2 separate regions of the Homo sapiens genome follow, and region 1 is linked to region 2. The links are chromatin contacts, found by Hi-C in ENCODE. All regions are on one chromosome and are shown on one strand. Each heading gives the region's core, a stretch centred on a gene start or an enhancer-like site at or near the end of the contact. The rest is flanking DNA. Distances are from core to core; before and after follow the strand shown.

Region 1 (5,598 bases), core at 2,485-4,984, 160 kb after region 2:
AATAGTTTAGAGTTCGGGCATGTTATTCTAATTCCTTGAAAGATGGTCATGTATACAGCAGATAATGTGACAGGACAGCATGCTGTATGCTTAAATGTGGGGTTCAGTATGCTAAGTGTCCGGTGTGGCCCCTGCCTGGCATATTATAGGTGTCTGGTTTGAGTTCCTTTTCTTTGGCTGATGTGAACTCAGTGCCTGGGTTCTGAAGTGAAGGCTCAATGTTCTCTCTTTGACACCTAATCCTCCTTGAAAACTGGGCCATAGTTGATCTTTCCAGAAAGTGAAAGGCCCTTTGCTCTGAGTCATGGTATGGTTGGGATGTCAGCATTGTCCCCTGGAGCCGGAGGACCTGGGAGAGGAACTCCTCCCTGGCTCAGGGCCTGGACCACTGCCAAGGAGGATGTGTCAGCTCGGGGGCCCAGGCTTGACCAGGGAGAAGGCTCCCCTTTGCAGTCCTGGTGCCAAGCAAGGTTCACTGCCGTCACTTGCAGGCCCCAGAATGGTTCATTGTGGAAGACTTTCCTTCTAATCTCCCTGAGCCACTCTTGCCCCTCCTATCCATTCAATGAGAAGCTTTTGAAAAGCAAGACCAGATCATACCACTCACCCAGTTTCAATCTTCTGGTGGCTTCCACCGATCCTGGAGTAAAATTCAAACTCCCATCATGGCTCATGCAGCACAAGGCCACATAGTATAGTGGTCCAGGCCTTCCAGGGTATCTGTTTTGCTCCTCTGTCTAGACCAGTGTTCTCAGTGGGGGGATTGTGATTTTGTTGCTGGGGGACAGCTTGGCAATGTCTGATTGTAATAACTTGAGAGAGTATGATGCTATTGACATCTAATGAGTAGGGGCCATGGGTGCTGCTAAACATCCGACAATGCACAGGGCAGCCCCCAACCACAAAGAATTATCTAGCCCTAAATGTCAATAGTGTCAAAGTTGAGAAACTGGTATAGACCTCACCTCTTCCAGGAAGCCCTCCCCGAGCTCTCTGGGTTGAGTAGATACATCCCTCAGTTCCCACACATCCCTAATCATTCTCATTGCAGCCTGCATCAGTCTGCATGGTCCTTAGATTCCAGAAGAGCCTGTATGTCATGGCATCTATATCTTTGTCTTCCTTCCCCTCTAGCTTGTGAATCCCCCTCTCCTTAAGGGGAACGGGGATCACATCTTACCCACAGTTGGGTCTCCAAGGTCTAGCATAGAACCTGATACATTGTGAGCACCCAGGATGTTGAATGAGTGAATGGATGAATGAACGAATGGAACAACAGTCTGAGACTCAAGAAGATGCATCTTCTTCCTCGTCCCCATTGTATTCCCACTGGGTGTGTCATTAACCTTGCTCTCAGTTTCAATCCCTCCTTCCAAATTGGCTTAATAAATTATCCATATAGCCTGATCCTTGTGAAATAGCATGAGCTAGCTTGGATGGAAGTGTACTGAGCTCCATGTAGGAGAGAAGATCAACCCTTTTGCACTAAGACAATATTATTTTCATGTGTTACTCTGATAATATCTGTTAGCCCTCTGTGCCTAAGGGAAGCCCTGGATAAAGAAAGGCTTTGTGCTCTGAATAGCAGAGCAATAGTCTTGTGGATCTTAATCTCTTATCTGTGACTTTATTTTGGAAAACTGTGCTCCAAGCTCCACCCTTGTCCCCAAGTCCATGCTAATGCCTTCAACAAAGATCCCTGGAAGGGGAAATATAATTGAGTTCATCCTAGCCAGGAATCCGCACTCCCTCTCCCAGTGGGTGGAGGGACTTGTGGGTCCCACCCTTCATTCATTCTGGTACTATCAGCTCTCTACACACCCTTGAGAATCACCATGTAGAGTTTAAAACAATGGGGTTTGAAGAGGAAAGACAAAACAATAGATTTGGGGTTCTTCCCCTCAGCCAAGGTTTTTCAACCTTGGCACTGTTGACATTTAGGGTTGGACAATTCTTTGTAGTGGGGACTGCCCCGTGCATTGTAAGATGTTTAGCAGTGTCCCTCCATTTCACAATGGCAACTGTTGGCATTTGGATTTGGGTTGGGGGAGGACATTGATGAAGATTTTCATCTGTGTCAGTAATGTAGGAAAGAAAGATTAACTCTTGGAAAACCTCGGAAAAGATGGTCCTGAAGTCTAGCCTTAAATTTTTCACAAGCCAGCTAGTGGCCTTAAGCAAGTCAATGGACTTCTCTGAGTCCTAGTGTCATGATGGATAAATGAGATATCTATTCATTCTTCACTCACTCACTTTCATGGGTTTACCATCTAAAACCTGGTCATTGCTATCCTATTATGTATGTGGCTCCTATAATGACTTAACCCTCAGACCACTCTGCAAAATTATCTCTCTGACCTCATCTCCTACTCTCCAACCTCCCATCCACTCCTGGCTTCCTTGCTGTTCCTCCAACACACTAGGCAAACTCTCACCTCAGGGCCTTTGCACATACTATTTCCTCTGCCTGAAATAGCCTTCTTCGGGTATCTGCATGGTTTGCTTTCTCATCTCTTTTACATCTTGTCCTGAAATGTTACCTCCTCAGTGAGTCCTTTCTGGGCCCTTTACCTAAACCTGCTACTGCAACACACACACACACACACACACACACGCACACACACACACACACACGCGCACACACATGCTCTCTCTCTCTCTGTCTGTCTTCCTAGCCTCCTTCCCTGCTTTAATTTTTCTTTGTCTAATTTGCTATGTAGTTTTCTTATTTATTTTATTCTTTATGGTCTATCATCCTACACAAGAGTGGGGTGGAATCTGTGTTTGCTTCGTTCACTTGTTCACTGCCCTATCTCCAGTCCCTAAAACACTGCTCAGCCAAAATTAGCACTCAAATACTATTTTAATAAGTGAATGGGCAAGTGAATGAAAGGGATTTATTACTTTTGTTTCATAGAAACTGAGGCTCTGAAGGGTTGAATCATTTGTCGCTGCAAATAAAAGGCAGATCCAAATTTGATTCTTCTTCTGCCTGTCTCCTGAGCTAATAGGCCCTGTTGAGGTAACTGACACCCTCTGTCTGGCTGGAGGAAGACAGGAGTTAAATACATAATTATGTATAGAATGAACTAATTGTGATTTTAGTAGAGCTGCTATGGACAAGTGTAGAAGCTTATGGTGAATTCATCGAGGAATTGATTCAAATATTTCAAATATTTAGGACCACTTTTCAGATCTCTTTATCTTTTTAACAAATGAAGGGGGGGCAATCCTATCTCAACAATAGGATATCAATGTCCATTGCCATTTTAACAAAAGCCCAAATGAATGAAGGGAAAACCATCACCGACAGCATATGTTTATCCTCATTGTTTCAAAGTTAACCAGTCACGGCATTCTGTTTTTTAAATAGACTTTCTGAAAAACAACAATATCCGCCTGCCATCCACACCCTCCCTAACTCCTCCAAAACAAAACTGCCATAAATAGGACTTGGGAAGCAATCACTGGCTGGTGCTGACTCAAATATGAACAGTAGAAAGTTCAGACTGCATCACACAATGGCAGGTTCCTGGAGGGAGTGTGTGTGTGTGAGTGTGTGTGCATGTGTGTTGGCAAGGCCAGGGGTGGTTGCTAGAGTCTTTTCAGTTGCAGAATGAGGCCCGCCCACCTTGTTTTTTGAATGCTCAGATGTACACAGAAGTAAAATGTGGGATTCTGATGTATGAGCAGGAAGTTCCAAGGCCGTGACACCTGCTGCTATTGATGGCAACATAAAAGCTGGCACACGTGGCCTTCCCACTGAGGCTGTCTGATGCACCAGGTCTGGCCGTCCTTGGAAAACACTCACATTGTGTGCTCTGAGGTCTTAGGGGATGTCCTTGGCCTGACCTCTCACAATAAAGACGGGCTGTCACTGGGAGCTTCTCCCATGCAGGCCCTGTTCCAAGCATTTTGGGCAGCATACTGACTCATTCAATCCTCAGGACACTTGGAGGCAGGGCCTATTTCCTTCCCCTTGCTTTGTAGGGAAGGTGTAGGTCAAAGAGGTAGAGTGACCTGTCTCTAGGCACAGAGCTAGGAAGTGGCTAGAATTTGCATAAGGAGAGCTGCATCCAAAGGTGGCATTGAAACTTCCCCATATACTTGCTCACACCCTTGGGCCTCTCCTGACTTTTATCCAGTGTTGCAAAGGCCCTTGCTCTGAAAGAAAATAATGTCAACACCCCTCACCACCCACTAATTTAAATGTCTATCGATTCCCTATTTAGATAACCCTGATTTCTGGAAATCCTCATATCAACCCTCTGTGGATTGAACAGCCCTGTTATTTAGGCATAGAAATTCGGGAAAGTGAAAGAACTTGGATAAGATTCTATAGCCAGGGAGTGGGTAGAGTCATGATTTGAACCTAAAAATGTCTAGGTACAAAAATGTCTATATTCATTCATGTCTATGTTCTTTCATGAGTTGATTCATGAATGTCTTGGATGTGGTCCTTGCTATTACGTTCTCCAACAATTTTGGTGTTCTATTGCCTTCTACTAGTCATAATCACCTTGCTGGCTGATTTTGGTTTTCTCCCAGTTCTAATTGGTAATCTGGGACAAATTGTGTCATCTGTTTGTGCCTCAGTTTTCTCATCTGTAAAAGGAGAGGATCACGTTACCTGCTTCAAACGATCATGATGACAAAATGAGCTCATATAAGCTTACAATTACATGTGGCATGTGAACAATTATTTTTATTATAGCTGCTGCTATTATTATCATTATTTCCCATTAGAAGCTGTTTTTCCTTTTGTCCAACATAAACCTTTCTATTGAGTCAGTACTGTCTCTTTGTCATTTCTACCTACCCATCTTTACTTATTCAGGACCCTCCTGCTTCAAACATCCAAATTCTACCACCTTTCAAGAGCTGCCATCTTCATGAAGCCTTCCCTGGTTTCTCTAGGTCTCATGGTCTTGTTTCCCATCTCCAAGTCACTCCAGCTTATGCCAGCCACCTCATCACAGGATCCTGTGCTGCCATGAGTATGCCCTGTTTCCAGAATGTCATTGTCCCTTCTCCAACCCTACTAATAGGGCATACTAATAGTAGCGCAGTATAGCACACATACTAATAGGTGTAAGTCAAAGAGGCAAAGTAGGTCAAATAGGCATGTGGTGTACTATACTGCCCTACTATTAGTGTACCCTGTTTCCTGAGTAATGGTCCTCTCCTGAATCAGGTGCTGATATCTGGACTTTGTACTCTGTTGGCTAGAGAGTGAAGAAAAGTGTCAAGACTGCTGTTGGGTACAGGGAAGATCACTGGCCTTTGGGTCTGACAGGGCTCTGGGTGTGTGTACCAGCTTGACCGACTATCATCATTCAACCTCTCAGGTCTTCTTGTAAGGTTCCTTGTCCATTACATGGCAGATAATGTAGCTAATTTTTAAAGGTGGTTTAGAAGTAACCAATGGGAGAATGAACACGTAAGTGCTTACAGCAGAAATTGGAATAGAACTTCCTTATAACCAGGAGGTTGAGGCTACAGTTGGCCATGATCGTGCCATTGCACTCCAGCCTGGGCAAGAGGGTGAGACCCTGTCTCAAAAAAATAATAATTGCAGCTCAATATTGATCAGGCATT
Region 2 (5,849 bases), core at 1,084-3,583:
CTGCAGGTAAACTATGACTCTGCTGCGTATTTTCAGGGAAGAATTGTCCAGAGCTGTCATTTCCCAGGAAGCCAGCCAATCTCTTAGGAAAATGCCAAGGATGCTTGTCCCAAGAGAAAGTTGCAAAACCAAGCCTTAGATACCTGTAGCTCTTGGTTGGCCAAAGGGTAAAACTCCAATGAGAGCTCATGTTCGTGTCCACTGTAAAGCAAGTGAAGTTGTCTCATCCTGGGGTAGCTGTTAAATGTCATGCTTGCCCTCCCCAAGAAGTCCAAATATAAGCTGTGCATTTACTATGCTCTGGATTGGGGAAGAAGGGGTTCTAGTATGTATAAGTTGGTACTTCCCAAACTTCAGTGTGCTCCCAAATCTCCTGGGGAATCTTGTGAAAATGCAGATTCCCATTCAGTAGGTCTGGGGCAGTATCTGAGATTCTGCACTTCTAAAAAGTTTCCAGATGAGCTGAAGTCACTGCTCACGGAGCATACTTTGAGCAGCAAGACTATACAATGCTGAGTATTTCAGAACGAAGAAGAAAGATTACAAAGCAGTGATTGTACCAGCCACTGCTGATGGAATATTTATTAATCACCAGATGGCTTTTCATTTTGCCCTCCTGATATGGGTTGGGCATTGCCATTATCCCTGTTTTACAAGTGAGCCAACTGAGGCACTAAGAAGTTAAGTGCCTTGTCCAGTGTCACCAGATGGATGAGAGGTGGAGCTCAGGCTGTCTGCCTTCCAAGTGCACCTCACCGCCTATGTCTCTTAGGCCCCCCACTTTCCACCTGGAGGATAGAGTTTCCAAGTGGGTCAGAAGCTGCTCTCCAAAGCTGGTTGGATTTCACAACTGGATTAATAGACTCCATGCTGTCTCATTTGAACTAGGCACACACCCAAAGATTTTAGGTTCACCTGTCAGGTGCAAGTGTTTCAGCGTATTCATTGCCAAGACAGAGTTTCTATGCCTTATAAGGAAGCATCCAGCATTGCCTTTGGAAGGATTTTAGGTGTCAAAGGAATCCCACCTGCGGGAATCTTGACAGGCTCAGCTAACCCCATTTTCCAAAGACCTCAAAACCCAGTGGTCTGGATGAATGAGAATAAATGTTTTGGGGGCAACATGAACCTGACACGCTCCGCGTTAGGTTCCCACCATTGTGGAAAACAGGTCAGTGGAAAGCACCAGATAATAAGTAACTCCAAAAAGGGATGATGGGCTAAGTACAGACTTCTATTTCTCAGGGCATTTGGCAGGGACCCTAACCTAGACCTGGACTGGGGGTTGTTGAGGGGGTGTCATGGATAAAACAACGTGCTCCCTGCCCGGGACAGCAAGGACGTTTGACCCCACTACTTATCCTCCCTGCTTGATTCCATCAGCTGCAGCCTGTTCCAGGGTTTATTCAGCACTGGCAAAGAAAGCAATGCCATTTTCTCAAATAACAAAGTATCAGTAGAGGTTGCCCCCTCACTGAATCTCCCCGACGGCAGGCACGAGTTTCCAACCCAGAAAGACATAGATTCAGAGGCAACTCAGAAGTATCAAGGATTCCCCTCTCCTCCTCCCTCCGACAACCGCTGCCACCCCCACCCTAAGCCCTCCCCACCCTTCCTCCCTCCGCCCCGCCCTCCTCCCCCCGGGAGACTGGAGGAACTTGGCAAGCCATCTCGTCGCCAATCAATCTGTGGTGTAACAATTAGCACTTAGGCACCACTCATGCTAAACACACGCTTAGAAAACACTTATAAAAAAAAAAAAGGAAGAAGAGTCATCAGAGGTAGAAGCCAGGGCAGCACCGGTGGGGGGACGCCAGGGAGCGGAGCCAGGAGGAGGCCTGGGGAGGAAACAGATCAATGCGCTGTGGAATGGAAAGCATCTGATACCCTATTATTGACGAGGCCAAAGCACTTTGAGGCGTGTTTCCACCGTGAGCAATTAGTCTGCGAGACCGCAGGAGTTAAGCTAACACTGGTAGCCCCCCCATCTTCCAGTTGGATGACACTTTCATTGGGTAGCGAGCCCCCGCAGCAGTGGCGCCAGCCTGCAGCCGTAATGGGGCCCATCCGCGGAAGGCCGAATGCTCCAGTCTCCCAGAAGGCCCCCCTCGCGCCCCCCACCCCGCCCCAGCTCCCCCCACCCCACTCCCGGTAACAGAATCCAGTCGACACAGAGTGTCTGCGCGCCTGTGAGCTGCCTAAATTGATTGTAATGGTTTTATCACGCGCAGAAAGAGCTGGCTGTTTTCTCGCCTCTGCTGTCGGCTTTCATAAACGCCCAGGCAGGAGGAAGTGATTCCTCTTCGGGAGCACTGGATCAGATGAAAGGCAACTTTTGTTTGTTGGCGAGCAACTCGCAGCCTCCGCCACTGCCTGTCTCCAACCCTGCTCTAGGCATCTTCGCTGGCTGTGCACACAACAGAGACTCAGACAGCGTCCCCCGACTCACCCCACCCAACAAACAGCAGGGGGTGGGGGACTTGTTTCTGGAGCCAGTTCTGGGTTCATCTCTGGAGGCTTCAGTGTCTGGGGTAGGGAGTTTCAAGGACGGATTGGGTAGAGAGAAGAGTAAATGAAGATGGCAATGATGATCAACAATGATAACAATGAAGATGAGGATAGCTAGCTAGCATTTCTGAGTGTTTATCCCCAACCAGGCAGTGTGTTTAAGCACATCGTAGATATTTCTTGGAATTCTTACAGCGATCTTATGAGACATTATTTCCCCCGTTTTGTAGTTAGGGGAATTGAGGCATAAAGAGGCATGTGAAATGGTCATGGTTATCCAGGGAGCAATGAGAGGAGTGAGGGAAATTAGAGCCCAGTTCTGATTCCTAATCTGGTTCATTCTCTATGCGCCATATCGCTTCTTTAAATTTGGTAGGGCGAAAAGACATGCTGTCATAATACCTCAGGTACTGGGTATTCCCCAAGGATTGCGGAAATTTGAACCTTCGAATAATTTAGGCTTAAAAGAATCTAGACCCAGCCAAAAAAATTGAAAGCTAAATGAAACACCCTTTGGTCCAGCCCCGCTTAAATATTCGCCAAGTTCTTTTTCATCACCTGGTCTCTAATCTCTCTGTTCCCTCAGCCTGGAATTCCAAACTCTACCCTAGATATGCTTGTGAGAACGCCTACACAGTCTTCAAACGTAACCTCTTCCTGGAAGCCTCTTTCTTCCTATCCCTTGCACCCTGTCTAGACTTCTATGGCCCCAGCAACATTCCTTTCCATTGTGTTTCTTTATTACCTATCTTCCCATTAATGTTAACTCACTGCGTATTTGTTGAGCTCTTACAGTATGCCAGTCTCCATATTAGGCTGAAAGCTCATTGGGACATGTTTTATTCATCTTCACATCCACAGTGCCTGGCCCATAGTCTGACCCCAGCAAATGTCAGTTTCATGAATGATGACCAAGATCATGGGCTAGCCCCCTGTTTTTGCAAATAAAGTTTTATTGGAACACAGCCACACTCATTCATTTATGTATTCCATAGCTGCTTTCATGCTACAGTGGCACACTTGAGTAGCTGTGACAGAGACTGCACGTTCTGCAAGCCTGCAATTTTACTACCTAGCTCTTTACTAAAATGTTTTCTGATGACTGATCAAGGGGATGATCAGATAATTTTCCAAACTTTTCATTTTGTTTTCTGTATGTAGCTAGCATACTATTGTTGAATAGCTACCTGTGCAGTTTCTACCCTCTAGTAAATTGATTGGAGACATGCATCTCATTTTGATGTCTCCCTGTGCCTATAACCTTTGGTAGTGCCCTACACAGTTTGTGGCTTGAGCATGTGACCTGTTTTGGACAATGGGGTGGTAACAAACTCACTTCAGACACTGGAAACTGTGTTTTGTTTTGTCGTTTTTTTTTTTTTTTTCTGCTAGTCACCACCATGACAACACCCTCTACTGGAAAGGTATGAGTCATCCCAGCTGAGGACATCCTAAACCAGCCAGCCCCCAGCCAACCTATCCGCTGACCACAGATGCATGAGTAAGACAGCTGTACCTAGCCCACATCAGTAGAACTAGACAACTTGTCTCTAGACAACTAGACAACTAGACTCAAGTAAGATGGTTGTTGCTTTGAGCCACCAAGTTCTGGGTTAGTTTGTTACACAGCAGTAACTAACATATGTATACTTAACGGGTGTACAATTTATGACTCCAAACCAGGTGTTTTAATGAATCACCTGCAGAAATGACCCAGGCATGCACCATGAAAACAAGAATTCCTTTGTGTGTTTTGGAGGTGGGTGAAGATGGAGTGTAGTCTATTGTTTTATAATTTTTTATAACTTTTTTTTGAGATGCGGTCTTGCTACGTTGCTCAGGCTAGTCTCAAACTCCTGATCTCAAGCAATCCTCCTGCCTCAGCCTCTTGAGTAGCTGGGACTACAGGCATGCTGTGCCTGGCACATTTATCTGTTCTTCCTACTTTGGAAACACCTCTGTATTTGGGGAAAGTGGTCAGAATCATTTAAAGAAGGTGAAATGCCAGTCTGCAGTAACAGTTTTCTGGCAATGTCAGGGAGTGATCCTGTGTTTTGCAGGAAGGACTAAGCCAAAGGATTTGATGCAACAGCTTTGGAAATTATCTGGATTTTACTGATCAGGGTATCCCTTAGCTGCACTGGCAAAAATAACCAAATCGGGATGTAACCATGAAATTATGTGTCCGCTGTGCTTGTTTCTAATGTTGTAGAGCATAGGTCTATAAAAAGCTACTGGAACATGCCATTCTTTGCATTTCAAAGCCTGGAATTTAACCAGCAGATAGTTTTCTATGTGTTCCTGAAGATTTCTTTTCTCTTCTTCTTCCCTCTGCTCCCCCGTTCTCTCTGTTCTTATCTTCTATTTCATGTTCTCAAGCTTCTCTGCATTTCTACACTGACTTTGGGGTAGGGTGTCATCTGTCTTTAGTACACCCAGCACAGTAGGAGAAACTGTGAGAAACACACTGAAGACAAATTCGTAATTTATTCCCCAACTAAAGGTGCTGACCCCTGCTTTTCATAAGGAAACACAATGGCTGTCATTAGCCCCTTGGTATTGGTGGGAATTTCCTGCCTACATTACATTCTGGATAAAATCTTTAAGGCTACAATCCAGGCACAAGCAGAAGAGATGGCATGAAGACGCTATGCTCCCAGCACCACTCCCCTGCAAAAAAGGGAATGTGACCAAGGTCAGAATGAACAGATGGTTTGGGAGGAGAAAGCCAGAACTCCTATTCCACCCTGGAGCAGGACTCAGGCCTAGGGTGATAGGTGGTAAAGTTATAATATTTCTCCAAGAGTAAAGTGGGAAGGATGAGCGTTGATAATCCCAAGGGCCCATGCACTCTACAATTCTAGCCTGGGAGGATTCAAAGTGGAGTCCACTGTGATGATGGAAGGGAAGCTGAATAGCATGCAGTTTAAAGAAGTGCAAATGGATGCGATTGTACCTGGCAAGTGAAGTCTTGAGTCTTTTATAAGGTGGTCCCTGAGTTGGTCAAGATATTACTCTCAGGGATGTTGGGAGCAGAGCTATCTCGGGAACAGGTCTGCAGTAGGGGAGGGGGTGAAGAATGCTGGCAGATGGTGTGGGTGAGCTGCATAGCAATTTGGAAGAGGACACATGTTTCCAACCCAGATCCCCCCTGAACCCTCCCATGGTCAGTGGGGTTCTATTTGAGCCAAAATGAGGCTCAAAGATTGGTTTAAGTAATGAACTTGCGAGCCCTTTCTATCCCATAAAACACATCCAGGCATTGCTAGAATGAATTAATGAGCATGTTTATTCATTTCCTAGGACTACCATAGCCAAGCACCACAGACTGGGTGACTTAA

What was found. Hi-C counts contacts between places; a loop is a spot of excess contacts on that map. Pooled maps may share reads with other maps.
Region 1: a loop to region 2 is called in a map of cardiac septum, with 4 times the contacts of the local background. The contact joins two enhancer-like sites. A Hi-C loop is called at or near these places in 1 of 168 maps with a recorded cell type or tissue (cardiac septum) and 6 of 50 pooled maps.

Annotation. Positions count from the first base shown.
Region 1 is chr12:115,435,392-115,440,989 of GRCh38, reverse strand. All of the region lies in intron 2 of LOC105370003 (a long non-coding RNA gene), which reads left to right. Among named protein-coding and RNA genes, the nearest start is that of LINC02463, 450 kb to the left of the region's middle. Within about 2 kb of position 3,734, at least 2 of the 41 ENCODE cell types and tissues checked have a DNase peak (open chromatin) inside an H3K27ac peak, as active enhancers do.
Region 2 is chr12:115,595,501-115,601,349 of GRCh38, reverse strand. The region is part of intron 1 of LOC105370003 (a long non-coding RNA gene); the gene reads left to right. It overlaps LOC105370002 (a long non-coding RNA gene), which reads left to right. Exons shown (of 6, transcript NR_188487.1): 4 at 3,901-4,009. Among named protein-coding and RNA genes, the nearest start is that of LINC02463, 290 kb to the left of the region's middle. Within about 2 kb of position 2,333, at least 4 of the 41 ENCODE cell types and tissues checked have a DNase peak (open chromatin) inside an H3K27ac peak, as active enhancers do.